2 separate regions of the Homo sapiens genome follow, and region 2 is linked to region 1. The links are chromatin loops, found by intact Hi-C in ENCODE. Cell type or tissue: GM12878. All regions are shown on one strand.

Region 1 (5,000 bases):
TTTACAGATGAGGAAACTGAGGCACAGAGAGATTAAGTGACTTTCCCAAGGACACACAGCTGGGAAGTGATGGAGTTGCCATTCAAACCCAGGCAAGCTGGCCCTGGAGTCCTTGTTTCTAACCACGATACATACTACTCTTCAATGAATATTTTATATTTGTATATGGTTTATATGAATTAATTATGTCTTCTATAGTTGACTCAATCATGGATCAACATAAAAGGCCATAGCTGAGAGGTGACATGGTAAAAGAGAAGGCAATAGCATTGGAATGTGGAATGCAGAGCTGAGTCATGCTTTTTTTCCTCAGAGACTTTGTGATCTTTAGCAATTTCTCCCCAAGACTGTTTCTTTTCCAGCCCAGTGGAAAGCAGTGATATCCTATAGGGCTGCCTTTCTCACATCATGGCATGTATAAAAAATGAAAACACATTACAGTAAACCAAAGCTCACTGGGCTGCTGTGGGATGAAGGTGACCCATGCTGGGAGCTACCAGCCTCCCAGATGTAGCTGTCAGCCCCAGGAAGGGAAGGGATCAATATTTACAGTTACCTGTATCCCACTGAGTCATTGCAATAGATGAGATCTCTCCAAGGGCTTCACTGTGAAGCCCTTGAACTGTAAGGTTCAAATGGGATAATGTGGACAAAAATATCTTCAGTAAATTTAAAGCTCTGTATATTTAAAAGACAAAACAAATGGTTGAGAACATCCATGTTATCTAGTAAAAAATATGACAATTAGCTTACCATTGATCTGAGAGCCTTAGATGTATTATTTTCTCAGAGCTGTGTTTCTTTCTCTTTGAGAGAGCCTGCAATAGCAATCATAGCTGAGTTGTTCAGCCACCCACCTCTAACTCACAGTGGATTCTGTAACATCAAGTGGCCTAATTGAAAATGTTATGTGAACAAAAACACGCCAGGCCTAAATATCTAAGATTCTACATTCACTAAGAGAAAAAGAGCTTCATTAATAGTGAGCAGCCAAATAACTCAGCACTTGGTGGTCATTCAGTGAGGCTCAGAAAATGGATGAAGACAGCACTGTGGCACCTAGGAGCATCCCTGGGCAGTTTACATTCCTACCACCTGGCTTGGGGCCGGAATGTACAGGCCGCTCGGAAAAGGGTTTTGAAATTAAGGCCTCGGAAAAAAATTGTGTCTCCTCTCGAATGAACTTCTAGACACTTCTGGGGAATAGTCTTCCTGGGAAACCTCCCAACATGTCACACTCACTAAAGAATCTAGAAAGGGGCCAGGCGCGGTGGCTCACGTCTGTAATCCCAGCACTTCGGGAGGCCGAGGCGGGTGGATCACGAGGTCAGGAGATCAAGACCATCCTGGCTAACGCAGTGAAACCCCGTCTCTACTAAAAATTAAAAATTAAAAAAAAAAATAGCCGGGCATGCTGGTGGGCGGCTGTAGTCCCAGCTACTTGGGAGACGGAGCTTGCAGTGAGCCGAGGTCAGCACCACTGCACTCCAGCCTGGGCGACAAAGCGAGACTCCATCTCAAAAAAAAAAAAAAAAAAAAAAAAAAAAAGACTCTAGAAAGGCCAGGTGCAGTGTCTCACACCTGTAGTCCTAGTACTTTGGGAGGGCAAGGCAGGAGGATTACTTGAGCCCGAGAGTTTGAGACTAGCCTGAGCAACATAGGGAGACCCCATCTCTACAAAAACGAAAATTAGCCAGGCATGGTGGCACGTACCTGTGGTCTCAGATACTTGGGGGGCTGAGGTGGGAGGATCATTGGAGCCCAGCAGTTCAAGGCTGTAGTGAGCTATGACAATGCCATTGCACTCCAGTTGGGTGACAGAGAGAGACCCTGTCTTAAAAACAAGAACCTAGGCCGGGCACAGTGGCTTATGCCTGTAATCCCAGCACTTTGGGAGGCCAAGGTGGGCAGCTCACGAGGTCAGGAGTTCGAGACCAGCCTGGCCAACATGGTAAAACCCCGTCTCTACTAAAAATACAAAAATTAGCTGAGTATGCTGGCGGGTGCCTATAATCCCAGCTACTCGGGAGGCTGAGGCAGGAGAATCATTTGAACCCGGGAGGTGGAGGTTGCAGTGAGCCAAGATTGCACCATTGCACTCCAGCCTGGGCGACAGGGAGAGACTCCATCTCAAAAAACAAAACAAAACAAAACCTAGAAAAACATCACTGTCCTCAATCGAAAATGTTGCATTATGTGAATAGGGAAAAGCTTTAATTTCAAAAGTTCTTTGGAAATTATAGAAATATATGATATTATATTGAAGGGAGGAAGACTCGGGGAGACATTATTAAGAAAATACCATTCAGTATGCTGAAACTCAACCGCTAAGCACCATCTTCGATTAAGTTTCCAGGAAAGAGTATTATGGCCATGTACAAATTAAGTTTCAGACCTATTCAGAGTAGCTGCTCAGAAGTGGCTAAGAATTTAGTGGCTAGGTCAAGCTCTGTTGTAATAATGGGAAACTTTAGAACCTGTCTGCAAGTTGCCTGATGCCAATCAAGACTTCATGGCACTTATGCAGGGACCTGCAGTAAATTAGCAGAGTCCTGTGACCACAGGTCAGATATTTTATGGTTTTGAGGCTGTCGTTCCTACATGAAAGCAAGTGAAATATGACTCATAGAGAATCTAAAAAGATTTGCTAACCTCTGAAGTTATGAAACATTCATTGTCTGCATGGGTAGAAGCCCACAGAGTTGGGGTGTAGCAAAATAACTAAAGAAGTTTCAACTTTGCCTTTTGCCTGGGAAATGTTGTACCCTGATTTGTCATTGTGCTTTCTTGGCCTTTTGTGGTCTTTTGCAGTTACCACTTCTAAAATGGGACAGCTGTAAATTTTATTAAACATCCAGGTGCTCATGTTACTATTCAAATATCTTTAATTTATGTAATAAATGAAAAGAATGGCATTCCCATATAGAGTCTGTGTGGGAAAGAATGGGATATGAAACTTAGTTGAAGATTTTCAGGGAAGTTTCTATAACATGAGTATTTTTGTTACATTAGAATGATAAAAGACACGACGATGTAGGTGTCTGAACAATACACATGAAATACAGTTCGCCATCTTAACCATTTGTATTTGCACAATTCAGTATATTCACATTGTTGTGCAATAGATAATAGAACTTTTTCATCTTGCAAAACTAAAACTCTATACCCATAGAAGAACAACTCTTCATTTCACCTTGCTTGTAAACCATTTTATAGGGATTCCATAGCAATGAAAATGTGGTAGTGGGGGTACGGGAACAGATGCTTAAAAGTTTTTTGCCTCTTCTGAGTATACTGCCAACTCTATTTTAATATTAAACCCCTGGGTAATTTAGAACTTACGTTTCAGTAAAGTCCTCTTAATATCACAAGCCTATTTTTCTGTTACCAGTTATATTATTAAAATGATCTAGTCTGGGCATGGTGGCTCATGCCTGTAATTTCAGCTCTTTGGGAGGCCAAGGTGGTGGATCATTTGAGGTCAGGAGTTCGAGACCAGCCTGGCCAACATGATGGAACCCCGTCTCTACTAAAAATACAAAAATTAGCCAGACATGGTGGTGGGCACCTGTAGTCCCAGCTACGCAGGAGGCTGAAGCAGGAGAATCACTTGAGCCCGGGAGGTGGAGGTTGCAGCAAGCTGAGATTGTGCCACAGCACTCCAGCCTGGGTGAAAGAGCAAGACTGTCTCAAAAATAAAAATAAAATAAAATGATCTAATTTAAAGAATGAACCTTTTAGAAAAATGCAAGTATGATGAGAATGAAATATTTTCTGTTTTAAGAAACTTTAAGAGGATAGTTTTTTTTTTTCAAAAAAATTGCAATGAGCTTTAGGTATTTTGACACCAGGATTGTTTGATTTAACTTATTGTATATCCATAGTCACTGAAGAAAGTGGTAGTTTAATTTCATAATTAGCTTTCCTCATTGTTTACTAACTAGTTTGCCATCACTTGTTAGTAATTTCTAAATAGGTAGAGAAATAAGCATTTGCTTTGAGTATCTACAAGCAGATGAAAATGATGCCATAGATAACTCCTTATCTCTATGTTGTCTGTACTTGATTCTGAAAGTCATTTCCTCCCTCTCTTTTAATCTTATCTCTTCCCTTTTCTCCTTTATTTCTTCTCCCTTCATATATATATATTTTTTCTTTCAAATAAACTTACAAATTATACTTTATAAATATTTTTTTAAAAGGAAGCCTAGAAACATGAAATTCTAAGGATTATAAAAGTCATTGCAATCATCCAAAATGTAGATTGTTCAGATTTTTATTATCGACTGTTACACATTCATTGATCAGTTTTCACCAATAACAACACTCATTTTAGTCACTGAAAATAATATCACCCTGGACATTGCAAATAATTCAGACAGCTTTTGGAAGGAAGTTCTTCCAAAACGTGTACTCATTTTGTACACAAACATAGGTCTACAATACTGCCAAACCTTATGCTTCCTATGTAACAGCTAGTCTTTTCGCCTTTGAGAAGCTTAAGATATGATTAAAGGGAAATTATTGCTAGTGTCTGTCTGTGGATGTTGTAGTTTCAAGTGAGAGAAATTTATTTCTTTGAGGGTTGGAGGTGAGCTCAGTCCTTGCTTGCTGCAATAATTTTTAGTAAGGGGTAGTCAGAGTAACTTCAAAACAACACGGTTATTTGAAGAAAGTCTTGTCTTAGTCCTTGCTGTAACAAAATACCACAAACGGATGGCTTATGTAAACAACAGACATCTATTTCTCACAGTTCTGGAGGTTGGGAAGTCCAAGATCAAGGCATCAGCAGATTCGGCATCTGGTGAGGGTCTCGTTCCTGGTTCATGGACTGGTGAAGGGAAGAACTCCAGTCCCTTTAGCCCCTGTAAAGACCCTAATCCCATTCAACAGGGGTGAAGAGTATATGTTCTAATCACCTCCCAAAGGCCTCACTTCCTAATACCACCCACCACCTTGGTGGTTAGGTTTCAACATGTGAATTTTGCGGAGACACAAAC
Region 2 (5,000 bases), 120 kb after region 1:
TTAAAAATTTTAATAATTTCTATTATCCTGCCTCACTGATACGGAGGTCTAATTAATCTGGTGATATATTGATTAATTCATTCATTTAACAGTTGTTTCTTATGTGAGCCCTCTGATTTTATTCATCCTTCATCCTTCAAGCCCCTCCTTAAATCTACCTCCTACATAAAGCCTTCCTCAGTTTATATTTGTCTTTTTTACTTTATAGCCACTTAGTTTGTTTGTTTTTTTTTTTCCAAAATGTGTGGTGTGTACCACTAGGGATACACAAGATAGTTCTAAGTGATACACAGGCAAACATTTCTAAATGTTTCAGTATTATGTTGTTAACTAGAGAAAAAACCTCTAACTAGCACATAAAATCTGTGATTTCACAAATACTATTTTTATAACAAAGCTAAATTTATTTGTATAATAAAATATTAAATAAGTGATAGTAGATTTGAGAAGATGGTTTGTGTCTTCTGAAATTCAGGAGATGGGGAATCCCATATGCTTTGGCTCATTATTGTTCTATAATGGTGTTTGTTACTATGTGTATGTTTCATTTGCAAACAAGATCATTATCATTAACACATACTGAATACTTACCATGTGGCTACTTCTATACTACACATATGACTACATCATCTCAATTCCTTTTTATAACAACTCTGTAAAGTAGGTACAATTGTAAATCCATTTCATAGAAGAGGAAACTGAGGCTTAGGAAGAGGTTAAGGAACCTGCTCAAACACAGTTAGTAAACCATAGAGCCAGGATTAAAATCCAGGTTTATTTAATTCCTGACCTCATCTTCTGTCTACCTATGCTACCTCCTCAAGGAAGCATATTCCTCAAGGAGAGATGGGGTCAGCAGATATTGTGGTATCTGAAATTATTCCTGGAGTACCTTTTCTTGTCAATGAAAGTTTGGCAAGTTAGAGCTTCTCAGAAGCAGGGATACATTTTTAGAAAATAAGTATTTTTCTCTTTTAGAAGAACATTAAGTATCAAGAACTGAAATAACACTATGGTCTTTTCAGTAACAAGCAGATTATGTGAAGCTCTAAGGTAATCATTCTTTGCATCTTCACTTATTCCTTAGAGATACTGCTGACTAGGCAAAGAAAAATCTTCCAACACCTTCTTTGCTCCAACATACATACATACATACCCTCACACATGCATACATAGGGCACACATGCATACCCACACACAAACACACATTCGCATTGCAAAGATACACACAAATACACATACACACAAATAGACACACACAGTCTCTTTTTTAGCTATCTAGCCAAGTTCATTTTCAGGAAACCTGATTTGAGGAGCATGGCTGATTTGATACATAAGACAGGCTTTGGGGAGTCATTCTGGGGAGCATTTGCTGATTTTGTACAATGCATTCACTCTGCCTACTTTTCCATTCCATTGTTTGAACTAAGGCTATCAAATTTATTCTCTTTGCACTAGACAAAATGATAAGAATGTCAACCTATTAAAGTCTGAGTTGATTTAACAAACAAAGTTATACAAAGCATCAACAGCCAGATTGACTTCACTTCAAATCCTTTTCCTTTTTAATAGAGCAAAATCTCCTTTCTCATTTGCTGGTGAACTCTAGAGAGTGGTTTAGATTTTTGGTACATGACATTCTCAAGAATTATAGTAGGTTTATTACAGTGGTTATGGGAAGTAAACTCCATCTTATTTTTTCAACTCATTACTTTTCTCAATTTCAATCTGAAACTTAAATGCTGAATTCCACTTGGGTAGGTAGTGAATGACATTAATTCCTTCAGTCCTGACCCAGGTTTCCTGTCAATATTGGAGTGAAGCACCTTTAGACTCCATATATTTGAATGCTTAGTCCCCAAGTGTGCAGAATTTCCCCAAGGCAGAATGAGTTATAAGCTGCTTTTATGTACTTCCCAATGCTGGGCCCTTAGTGATGAATCAATGAATGTTGCTGAAATGAAATTTTTTTTCATATCATGGACAAGAAAACCTTGAAGAGGAGGGTGACAATAGATTCCATCAAGTCAACTATTTTCTATATGCTCATTACGGATGCTAAGAAACTAGATGGAGCTCTCTAAGGACAGGAACAAATGAGGCTAGCAGACTGCATAACATATTGTAGATAATATTATATTGAGGGGACTCAGGAGTGCCATAAAAGGTACATTGTCACCAGTCTATCAGATTTTAATATTTCCATAATTATTAAAATGAGATGGTAAAAAGAAAAAGCATAACCACTAGAAGTTACCATAAATTAATAATATTCTCAGGCAAACAGTTGCTCTCATAATGAATTTTGGTATTTGGTTTCAAAAAGGAACCAAACAGTTGAAATACTTCCACACATTCTAGAAAATGAAATTGGCATACAGGGTTTTGACGATGACTGTAAACAATGGTTTGCATTTTCTTCTCCATTGCCCAAAATGACGTTAATCCTCTCTGGCGCTCATGACAGGGAAAATAAATGACTTTTTTCTTTCCCTTTGTCAGAAACACACTAAATCATTCAGGATTGTTTCGAAGTAATTTCATCTGTTTTTGGTCCTGTTTTTATGAGCACGGAATGTCTCCTCGGGACCTGGAGAACACTTTCTGTTAAAAAGCCATATTACAATATGTTAATTTGTGATGGACGTTAGTATGCGCATCCCATGGTCTTGAGGGACTCAAATCGCTTCGGGAAAATGATGCCCTCTTCTTGACTTGGGCATTCAGCCAGAAACTGGGGGTTCTCTCTTTCCTGAACATTCTATTGGACATATGACAGCACACTGACACCACGTGTCAAAACTATTTTTTAAGAAAAATGAGTGAGCACTGTATATTCTGTACCAGGCAAATGACAATAACCTTGAGTCCCACCACCATCGATAACCTCTTGCCACCCAGTGTCATTTTTAATAAGTTCTCCATGAAACTAGTTCCATCGTCTGTCACACTGCCCTCTGCTGGCCTGGACTGTATTTACTGACACAGAACATTAAAAACTTAAAATGTTAGGAAGGGAATCCTCAGAATCCTCTGGATCTGACCATTGATTACAGCTCTTCCAATACAACCCACAAGTCTATCCATTTTAAAATGCCATTTATTCAACACTTATGGGGCCCTGACTCGTGGCCGGGCAATGTAGGCACTGCGAATATAGCAATGAACAAATCGCATACCGTGTGCTAAATAAGTGTCCAGCCTAGCAGGCAGGATGGTCTCGTAAACAAGTAGTTATAGTAAGAGGTGAAAATGCCCATATCTGGGTAATGCAGTGTTTATTTTCTTCCTAATCGTGACTGTAGATCTTACTCATTCTGTTGGTGTAAGAAAAAGGCCATATCCTGGTCTTGATGCACTTACCATAAATTTGGCATCATAAGGTTTATGTCAATTCACGTTTCCTTTAGGTCTAGTTCTATTTCATTATGTGGAAGCTCCATGCTAACTGAGGCCTGTCTAACAAATTGGATATGGATAAAATATGGTGAGTGCTTGGGCGCCATTTTTCAGCCCACAGTCATAGAGATATTTTACATAATTAAGGTGCGTCTAGAACAGCAGCCCAATGTTCCAATACATTTGTTAGTCTGCTACTTTGGACCAATATTTCTGGCTTGAGAAAATCACATTGGCAATATAATTTGGTTGGGTTAAAGCTCAGAGAATAGCAAATGAATCATCTGTGATTATATTAAAAGTATGGCCAAAATTTTATTCCAACTATTTTTGAAGTATGTAGGAATACAGGTTGTGTGAGGTCAGAGTAAAGGTTGAGCCTGGGAAGGTAATGGTGATGAGAAGAGTCTTCATCTTAACTATACTTTGAAGGTATGAAGCTGCAAGATCAGAATCCCAGGGGCTATTGTTTTTTCCTGGTTATTTTACTTTTCAAAAGTTAGAGTATTTGCTATTCAGTGGAATCTTGTTCCAAAGATATTGGTTAACTGAGTCAAACTCTATGGTTTTCCACCCAATTTTTCCTGTTCTATGATAGAATTCAATTCTCTTAAAGTCCAATTTAAAAACTATTTATAAATGAAAGATTAAAGAAATGTAAGTAGGTATTTTGTTCTCTAATTATAAATTTGCATTAATCATTACTTAGTTTAACCGATTTTTCTCTTGTGCTTGAGAAGAATATACCTGCCTAATTCACCCTGATTTTGTTGGTTTTGTTTTGTTTTGTTTTAACATAGCCATGGCTCCAAGATCCCTATTGCTATTTTTTCTTAAAAATACCACATTCGTGTTTTTTTCTTAAGGCTGTGGAATTTTCTTAAGTGAAAAACTCAGTAACTTCCAGCTTAATGAAAGAAGATATCAATGTGCCTTCTTAACACTCTTAACTCGTTCTCTGAGTTCTAAAATGTTCTGTTGTATCCCTTAAGACATCCATTTATCATCTCCCTTACTATAGAAAATAAATGTTCAGTTTGTGTGCTGCAGAATTATCCCAGATCTCTAATAGCAGATGAAGTTAAATTGCTCTTAATTTATTTAAACTGGAAAATGTCCATCTAAAAACAGACTTCAATCATGGGACCAATGAGGAACGTATCTGAAGATTCCTCCATCAGAAATAGCCAGCATAACACGGGAAATGGGAGCCTTTTTTGGACACCTAGTGAGGGCTCAAGGGCAGGTACTTTGACATTCTCTGATAAGTGAAAATGACTTAGCATTTATCTGGATTAGGAGTTTGACAAAGGGGAGAGATGAAGCAATGTGGCCCGAAATTATCTACAGGATAGGAATGAAGACCAGCTTTTTTTTTCTTTGAGTGCTTTTCATATGTTTCTCTTTCTATGTTTTTAATAAAATAAATAGGTTCCAACACTTGGGCTTGTTTATATTACTATGGCCCCATCATCAATCTACTCATATTTTAATGTCTCTTTTATTATCCGCAGGTTTATTCTTAATCACCAGCATTGCTTTCCATCACTGTGAATCTTAAAATTTTATCTGAGATCTTCTAACTTTCTTACAAAAAGATA

Evidence for each region. Peaks named below come from ENCODE experiments on the same cell type or tissue, not always from the same donor. Only the 100,000 strongest peaks of a DNase experiment are listed, where the experiment ranks them.
Region 2: a loop joins it to region 1, with 2.5 times the contacts of the local background. A loop is called at or near these places in 1 of 110 quality-filtered maps.

Annotation. Positions count from the first base shown.
Region 1 is chr10:17,981,650-17,986,649 of GRCh38, forward strand. All of the region lies in intron 6 of SLC39A12 (solute carrier family 39 member 12), which reads left to right. Among named protein-coding and RNA genes, the nearest start is that of SLC39A12-AS1, 26 kb to the right of the region's middle. RefSeq lists an enhancer at 1-708. In GM12878, no CTCF peak of the experiment used is centred here; a DNase peak (open chromatin) is centred at 2,662.
Region 2 is chr10:18,101,505-18,106,504 of GRCh38, forward strand. No RefSeq gene overlaps it. Among named protein-coding and RNA genes, the nearest start is that of CACNB2, 36 kb to the right of the region's middle. In GM12878, a CTCF peak has its summit at 2,957 (motif pointing left); no DNase peak of the experiment used is centred here.